Regions from separate parts of the Homo sapiens genome. Here all the other regions are linked to region 1. A link is an interaction called in ENCODE POLR2A ChIA-PET data of the cell type or tissue named here. Cell type or tissue: OCI-LY7. All regions are shown on one strand. Region 1 overlaps SEC31A (SEC31 homolog A, COPII component). Region 2 overlaps LIN54 (lin-54 DREAM MuvB core complex component). Region 3 overlaps LIN54 (lin-54 DREAM MuvB core complex component).

Evidence for each region. Peaks named below come from ENCODE experiments on the same cell type or tissue, not always from the same donor. Only the 100,000 strongest peaks of a DNase experiment are listed, where the experiment ranks them.
Region 2: POLR2A ChIA-PET joins it to region 1 with 6 read pairs; 6 of 35 experiments call an interaction of 5 or more read pairs at or near these places.
Region 3: POLR2A ChIA-PET joins it to region 1 with 6 read pairs; 6 of 35 experiments call an interaction of 5 or more read pairs at or near these places.

What each region holds. Positions count from the first base shown.
Region 1 is chr4:82,877,900-82,880,399 of GRCh38, reverse strand. It overlaps SEC31A (SEC31 homolog A, COPII component), which reads left to right. Exons shown (of 27, transcript NM_001077207.4): 4 at 1,472-1,670. Among named protein-coding and RNA genes, the nearest start is that of SEC31A, 12 kb to the left of the region's middle. In OCI-LY7, no CTCF peak of the experiment used is centred here; no DNase peak of the experiment used is centred here.
Region 2 is chr4:82,968,287-82,970,786 of GRCh38, reverse strand. It overlaps LIN54 (lin-54 DREAM MuvB core complex component), which reads left to right. Exons shown (of 13, transcript NM_194282.4): 4 at 318-460. Among named protein-coding and RNA genes, the nearest start is that of LIN54, 41 kb to the left of the region's middle. In OCI-LY7, no CTCF peak of the experiment used is centred here; DNase peaks (open chromatin) are centred at 1,166, 1,656 and 1,966; H3K4me3 peaks cover 1,947 bases; H3K27ac peaks cover 2,500 bases.
Region 3 is chr4:82,975,887-82,978,386 of GRCh38, reverse strand. All of the region lies in intron 3 of LIN54 (lin-54 DREAM MuvB core complex component), which reads left to right. Among named protein-coding and RNA genes, the nearest start is that of LIN54, 34 kb to the left of the region's middle. In OCI-LY7, no CTCF peak of the experiment used is centred here; no DNase peak of the experiment used is centred here; H3K27ac peaks cover 459 bases.

The sequences.
Region 1 (2,500 bases):
CAGGCTGGTTTTGAACTCTTGACCTCAAGCAATCCACCCACCTTAGCCTCCCAAAGTGCTGAGATTATAGGCATGAGGAATCACGCTTGGCCAGTATGTTCTGTTGGCTTTTTTATTGCTGTTACATGTAAGGTAGGAAGGAGAGGCTGTAGTTTCTAGCATTTTTTTCTGTTTTTTTGGTGTGTGTGTGGTTTTTTTTGTTTTTGTTTTTTTTTTGAGATGGAGTTTCACTCTTGTTGCCCAGGCTGGAGTGCAATGGCGCAATCTCGGCTCACCACAACCTCTGCCTCCTAGGTTCTAGCAATTCTCCTGCCTCAGCCTCCCGAGTAGCTGGGATTACAGGCATGTGCCACCATGCCTGGCTAATTTTGTATAGAGTTCTTTTTTCTATCTCCTTTATTGTGCCTGTTTACAAAAAGGTAGATGTGACTAGAAAAGGAGTAGTCATCGTAAGTATTAATAGTGATTATCTCTGAATGGTAGCTTATTTTTATTTTCTTCTGTTACGATATTTAGAAATATATCTCACAGTTTTGTTGACACGATTTCTAATACACTAGGTAACTAGGTATTTGGATCATACTTTCAAGTACTTATGCCCTATTGTAATGCAGAGAAAGGAGGTCTTCATTTCAGTAATAAAATAAGCTTTATTGCCTCAATATATTAGCAGGGTTTAAAGAGATTGCTCTTTAGCTGACAGAATATAGCTCAAATCATGCAGTTTCATGGGACCGCTCATATTCTTCAGAGCTGTCACAGTGGGATGGGAACCCCAGATACCTTTTGTCTAGTAGTTTTTCTGCTTACTACCATCTGTATCATCGTATACCTTTCTGCCTTCATATTTCATCTCCATTCTGGACCATATATTTTATTCTCTAATAGTAGGGGTACTTGTTATAATCTTGATGTCATTTTTCTACCATTAGAATACATTCTTTTTCTTAGAAAATTTCACATGACTCCTTTAACACCTTTACTATTTAACAGACCACTTGTTAGTGACCCCCCCTTTTTTTTTTTTTCAGACAAAGGTCAAAGCATGAGACCCTTCTATAGTCAAATAAAGAGTGTTTTTACCTTTCGAGGGAAGTGATTGATTAGCTCTATTTTACAATGAACCAGAGGCAATTTAAGAAGATTAAGTAACTTAGGGTCTCACAGTTTCTAAATGGTAAAATCATTCTTAAGCTCATATTTTTTGACACACAACTCAAGTATATTTTGTTACACTACCTTACAAGAGTTTTTACTCTTTAAGGATTACAAAATCACATATGCAAATATGAGTATAAATAAAAAATGAAATACTATTACACCAAAGTCATACATAGTTACCAGGAGTGGTGGGAAAGTAATATATTTGGATTGTTTATGAAAACATTAAAAATTAAGTGTATAATTTCAATTTTTTGTCTACATTTATTTGACTTTAAGAATGAATGATTTTATTCATTTTCTCCTGTAGGTACCACAAGTTGATTTGGGGGCCTTATAAAATGGATTCCAAAGGAGATGTCTCTGGAGTTCTGATTGCAGGTGGTGAAAATGGAAATATTATTCTCTATGATCCTTCTAAAATTATAGCTGGAGACAAGGAAGTTGTGATTGCCCAGAATGACAAGCATACTGGCCCAGTGAGAGCCTTGGATGTGAACATTTTCCAGGTTAAGACTTTAACATTTCATAATTCTTAGACTATGTGCTGCTCATTTGAAATCAGTATATGAATCTACTATGCCTCAGTTTTGGAATTGAAAGTTAAAAAACTGTGGCTATACAGGTTGACGAGTGTTTGTTTAAAGAATGGTGGGTTCAGAGTTGAGATCAGGGTTAAAAATACTACCTCCATGAAAAGGATCCGGCTGATAGGTTTTTGTTTTTGTTTTTGTTTTTGTTTTTTTGAGACGGAGTCTCGCTCTGTCACCAGGCTGGAGTGCAGTGGCATGATCTTGGCTCACTGCAACCTCTGCCTCCTGGGTTCAAGTGATTCTCCTGCCTCAGCCTCCCGAGTAGCTGGGATTACAGGCGCCTGCCACCACGCCCAGCTAATTTTTGTACTTTTAGTAGAGATGGGGTTTCACCATGTTGGCCAGAATGGTCTCGATCTCTTGACCTTGTGATCCGCCCGCCTCGGCCTCCCAAAGTGCTGGGATTACAGACGTGAGCCACTGTGCCCAGCTGGCTAATAGGTTTAAGTCTGAAGATGTCACGCCATTTGATTAGACATTTTATAAACATTAAGATCCCTATAGGTTGGAAACCTTGCCTTTTAAAAGTTCATGCTAGGTCAGCATTAGGCTGGTGCTGTGATGTCCAGGTTAATTCACTGTTTTATTAATTGAGAAATTTTATGTTTATGACAGAGATTAATACTCTATGAAATAATTAGAAATTAAATGTAATGGCTGGGCATGTGGCTCACACCTGTGTAATCCCAGCACTTTGAGAGGCCGAGGCAGACAGATCATGAGGTCAGGAGTTCGAGACCAGCCTG
Region 2 (2,500 bases), 90 kb before region 1:
CAGGAGCTGTGTTACACAGGGCACATTACTTAGTTGCCCTGAGCTTTCTCTCTGATGGATATAACAACAGTATTGATGAACACATGAACTAAACTGTTTTTGTAGAGTTTAATGTAAGCTGATATTAAGTATTACTAAGAAGTAGTGTTTTGTTTAGTTCTGCCTAGGTTTACCATAGTTCATTAGTGCCTCATTAAGTGTTGACATGAAATAACAAACATACATTCTGCAGTCCTTGTGAGTGTAGAGCATCATCACATAAATTTTTATACTATTATTGAAAAAAGTCAAACTGATGTGCTGCCTCTCATTTGCAGGTAGGGTTCTTTCACAGTCTACTCCCGGAACTCCATCAAAGACCATAACAATATCTGAAAGTGGTGTTATTGGATCAACTTTAAATTCTACAACACAGACACCAAATAAAATAGCCATCTCACCTTTGAAATCGCCAAATAAGGTAAAAAAATAAATTAGCCACAAATACCAAATATTGTGGTTGATGCCTTTATTTTCTTACTAGTCACTTCAGATACTTCAATTTTAGTACATTCCCAAGCAAGTAATAGACATTCAATGAATACTGGATTAATTTAGTAATCAAGGATGTCTGACAGATTAAAAAGCTTACTTTAAACACATAGTAACATAGTAATCATTTTGCATGTGAATATGATTTCCATAGCCCATATGAATGTGGGTACAACAAAATCTTGAATAAATTCAATAATGTAGGTGTTTAGTTCTTCTTTAGTTAATATTTTAGCAAAATTATTGTATTTGTGGAAGGTACATATAGACTTATGATATAAAATATTAAATGTAACTTTAAAAAATGGAGATCTGAACTTTTGCTTGGTAACAGGACCCAGAGTAGTAGAAATTGCCATCAGATGCTGGTAGCCATATTATCAGTGTTGTTTAAGCTTGAATACATTTTATTGGAAGCATTCAAATGCTTTCTTATTTTATTGTGAGGCAAAGTAAGTCATCTAACTCACTTTCCTAAAACATACAGTTGTTATTATACCAGCATAACATTTTGAAAAAGATATGTTTTAAAGGACATATTATTCAGATAGAAAGCCAAGCATTATTATTTTGTTAGGTTTCACGCTTGTGACTCTGGAAACAATACTGCCCTTTGCACCTGCTTTCTTTGATTTGTTACTGTTCATAAATAGAACAAACGTTAAACATTTGCCTTACATTTTTTAAAGTCCAGGTGTTGGTTTCTTTAATGAGCCTTGACTATAATGTACAAATATGTTATCTCATACAGTTTATTAAGGTCAAATTCTACCTGCATAACTTTTTCCCTAAATTGAATGAATTTGGCAGAAATTTGAGGGTAACTGTGCCATGCATAGTGATAGGCACTGAGGATAAAACATGAATAAGATAAGGTATTTCATTTCAAGGAATTCAATAAGGTAGTTAGACTGAAACATTAAAAATTGTCCTACAGAATTACAATGGTCATAGATGGATTAATGACTGCTGTGTGTTTGGCAGGGAAGGTTTATACAAAGGAGCTTATTCTTGAAAGGTCTTAACCTTAAACGTGGGTTGGACTTAGCTCCAGATGAGCAGAAGGGGATTTCTGGATTGAGGTGATACTTTACATAAAGGTGTAAAAGTGTGGTCTTTCAGGAAGCCTCACTGATTTTTGCAGTGTGAGAGCCGAGGGTGCTAAGGTTAGATGGACGGTTTCTTTATCTTCAGGGGAGTTTGGACTTCTGTGGCTTCTCATTGCTTCTAGGACAGTGATTCTCGCCCTTATCTGCTTATTGGGATCACCTGGAGAGTTTTAATAAATACCGACGCCTAGTTCTCATCCCCAGAGATTCTGTTTTCATCTCTCCAGACTTGACCTGGTATCAGGATTTTACAAAGCTCTTTAAGTGATTCTAGTGGGTAGCCTAGATTGGGAACCACTGCTATAAATAATATGAAATTTGCATTTTTAAAAATACGAATCTTGTGGCATTATGAGAGATAGTTTGGGGGAAGGTGAGCCTGTATTGTGGGAGAGACCAGTTAGGTTAGTGATTCTCAACCTTGGCTGCAGTTAGTACTGGGGACCTCTTGAGAAAACTAATGGCAGGCCCCTACCTGACCCCATTTAAATCAGAATCTCTAGGCTGCGGCCTGTGTGTTAAATTTAATCTTTTAAAAGTGTAGGCCAGGGTAGAGAATCACTAAGAGATTATTGCAGTACTTCATGTTTGAACTACACTAGTAGCTCAGGGGCTAAAGAGGAAGAGAGATGTGTTGAAAGAGGTTCAGTATCTTAGGGGGAGAATCTAGGATGACTCCTGTATTTCTGACTTAGATAACGGGGTAGATGGTAGCCCTATGGACTAATTTGACTGGTATATGGTTTATACCTGATGACATACGAATAGGAACTGGCTTTATTTTTTTCCCATCCTTGACTTTAGCCCTGCCATATTGGATCTTCCTTTCTTGACTCTTGGCAAGATTTTACACTTAACTA
Region 3 (2,500 bases), 98 kb before region 1:
CATGGTTTCTGTTTGAATTTTTGGTTTCAGTATTTTAATATACTCTATATGGAGTTCTCTGTAAACAGAAAATTGTCACAATAATAGTAATTACTTAAGTGGTAACAGAATTTTAGCTGAATTACTTTTACTAGAATACTCCTTAGTGTGGCCCAGTTCTCTTTTATACTTTAAAATTTGTCATCACCAATCACTATATCACCTCAGAAATCTTGACTTCAAGTGTTCGTTCTCTTTATTCTTTTAGTTTACTTGCCTTTCTACTCCCAATCCAGCAATTGACTTTGAATTTCTGGTCCATTGATTCTTCCACTTTCTCAGTAATCATTCCTTTCCTGTCCTCAAATTCTTCCTTCCTCAAGATGAAGTCCATGACCCATCCTATTGCTCTCTTGTAAACGCCATTGATTGTCTTTTTCCAGTCTCTTTCTCTAATGGCTTGGCTAAGTCCAACCCTCCTATTCCTTGTTTGGCTAGCAGCTCAAGTTTTTTAGAGAAAAGCACACAGCCAAGTGATTGGTCTTTAATCCAGAGCCATACTAAATGACTCTTTCACTAGTTATAGGATCATTTCTAATTTCTACTGTGCTAAAGGCTTATATGAAAGCACCTCTGGATGGTAAACTTTTGACTAGAGACTTTCAAATCCTAATTACCCATCCCTAGACTGTGTATTCTTGATGAGGGTACTCAAATATTAACTGATCATTCCTAGCATGTATATTAAAACCATCTGTCTTTAATAAATTTACAACATAGCGGTAGGCAACTTGGAAATCAGTGGCAGTGACTTGTCATTTTCCTGAGGCTTTGATTTGTATGTAGGCTTGATTTGTATTTGTATGTAGAGAGGCTTCTCATTTTAGCTAATGAGAAGAGATGGAAAAATTTAATGTGAAAGCAGTGTTAGGTGAGTGACTATTCTCTTTCTCTTGGTGCTCAGTAGAGATTTGTGACAGTATAGGAAGCTGATGTCTTGAGAGATGTCATGGGAGGCAGGGGGGCCCCAAAGAAAATACTGGAAAGGGTTTGGGTTTGGAGCTGATTTAGGAAGTGGGCTGCAGTTGGCTATAAGTAAACAAGGCTTGGAAGTATTTATGAAAAAGAAAACACCAGTCCCCTTGGAGATTTTTGTATAGGTAGAGGGGCTTAACCAGGAGTGTTTTAATGGGATGTTCTTTACTGTTTTGAGTCTCTGAAGAGACTCTGAGAGAGTCCCTGAAAAGTTTTAGTTAATGGGAAGGAGAAGGTATGGGTTGTATGGTAAACAATTGTGGTGTTCGCGGAAGTGTCTGAATGAATTTTTGGTTATTGTCAAGAGTTCACCGTGACTATCATAGACTTTTATAAATGTCATTGCTTGGTCTTTGGGTTGTTTATGTGTTGCAGACCGATTGTAACTTTATTTTTTAATTGTGCATGGACTTAATAGCCCTACCAGAATACATAGAGATATACTTCTGTTAAATTTTACTAGCATTGTTGGCATTAAGTTCAGTTTGGAGGGATAATTTCTACTTTTAACTAGTTCTTTATAACCTTTAAAAATTCACATATGCTAAATTTTAAACCACCAAAGTGCCTTTCTGTTGAATTGTATCACAAGGAGATTCCATCATCTTTATGTATACATTGCAGCTAAGACTGCAGTCTTTTTCCATGCAGCTAGTCTTTTTTTTAAGACGGAGTCTCGCCCTGTCACCGAGGCTGGAGTGCAGTGGTGCTATCTTGGCTCACTGCAACCTCCGCCTCCTGGGTTCAAGCGATTCTCCTGCCTCAGCCTCCCGAGTAGCTGGGATTACAGGCGCCCACCACCACAACCAGCTAATTTTTGTATTTTTAGTAGAGACGGGGTTTCACCATGTTGGCCAGGCTGGTCTCGAACTCCTGACCTTGTGATCCACCTGTCTTGGCCTCCCAAAGTGCTGGGACTACAGGCATGAGCCACTGCGCCCTGCTAGCTAATGCTCTTTCAAAGTACCTTGAGATTTTTTTTTTTTTTTTGATGATTTTTGGGCTTCTCATTGAAGATGACTATCTTTTTCTATGTTTCAGTCAAGATGATTTTATATTTGTGTATAAGCGATTTTTCTAAAATGCAAATCTGAACTTGTCATACCCTTGCTTAAAATTTTCTTGGCCTTGTTCATTTCTTCACCTGGACCCATCAGGATTAAGTTCAAATGCCAGTGCTTTCTTAGCATTAAAGGCATTTAGGATCTAATGCATGCCTTTTGATTTTCACCTTCAAAATAGTAGCTCCAAACCTACTGATTTAACTTATTGTAAGAGATCACCATATGGATCTAAACTAAGTTGTAGGACTAAGGGTCTTGGCAAGGTTCCTTTTACATGGAATGCCTTTCTTTGCCGTTCCTTGCGGCTGACTCATCCATTTTATCTCTTAGATTACCCATCTTGGAAGTTTTTGACTTCTAGGTTTAATCAGATACTCTTTCTCTGATCATTTCCTATTTATTTCCATAAAACTTGGTTATAC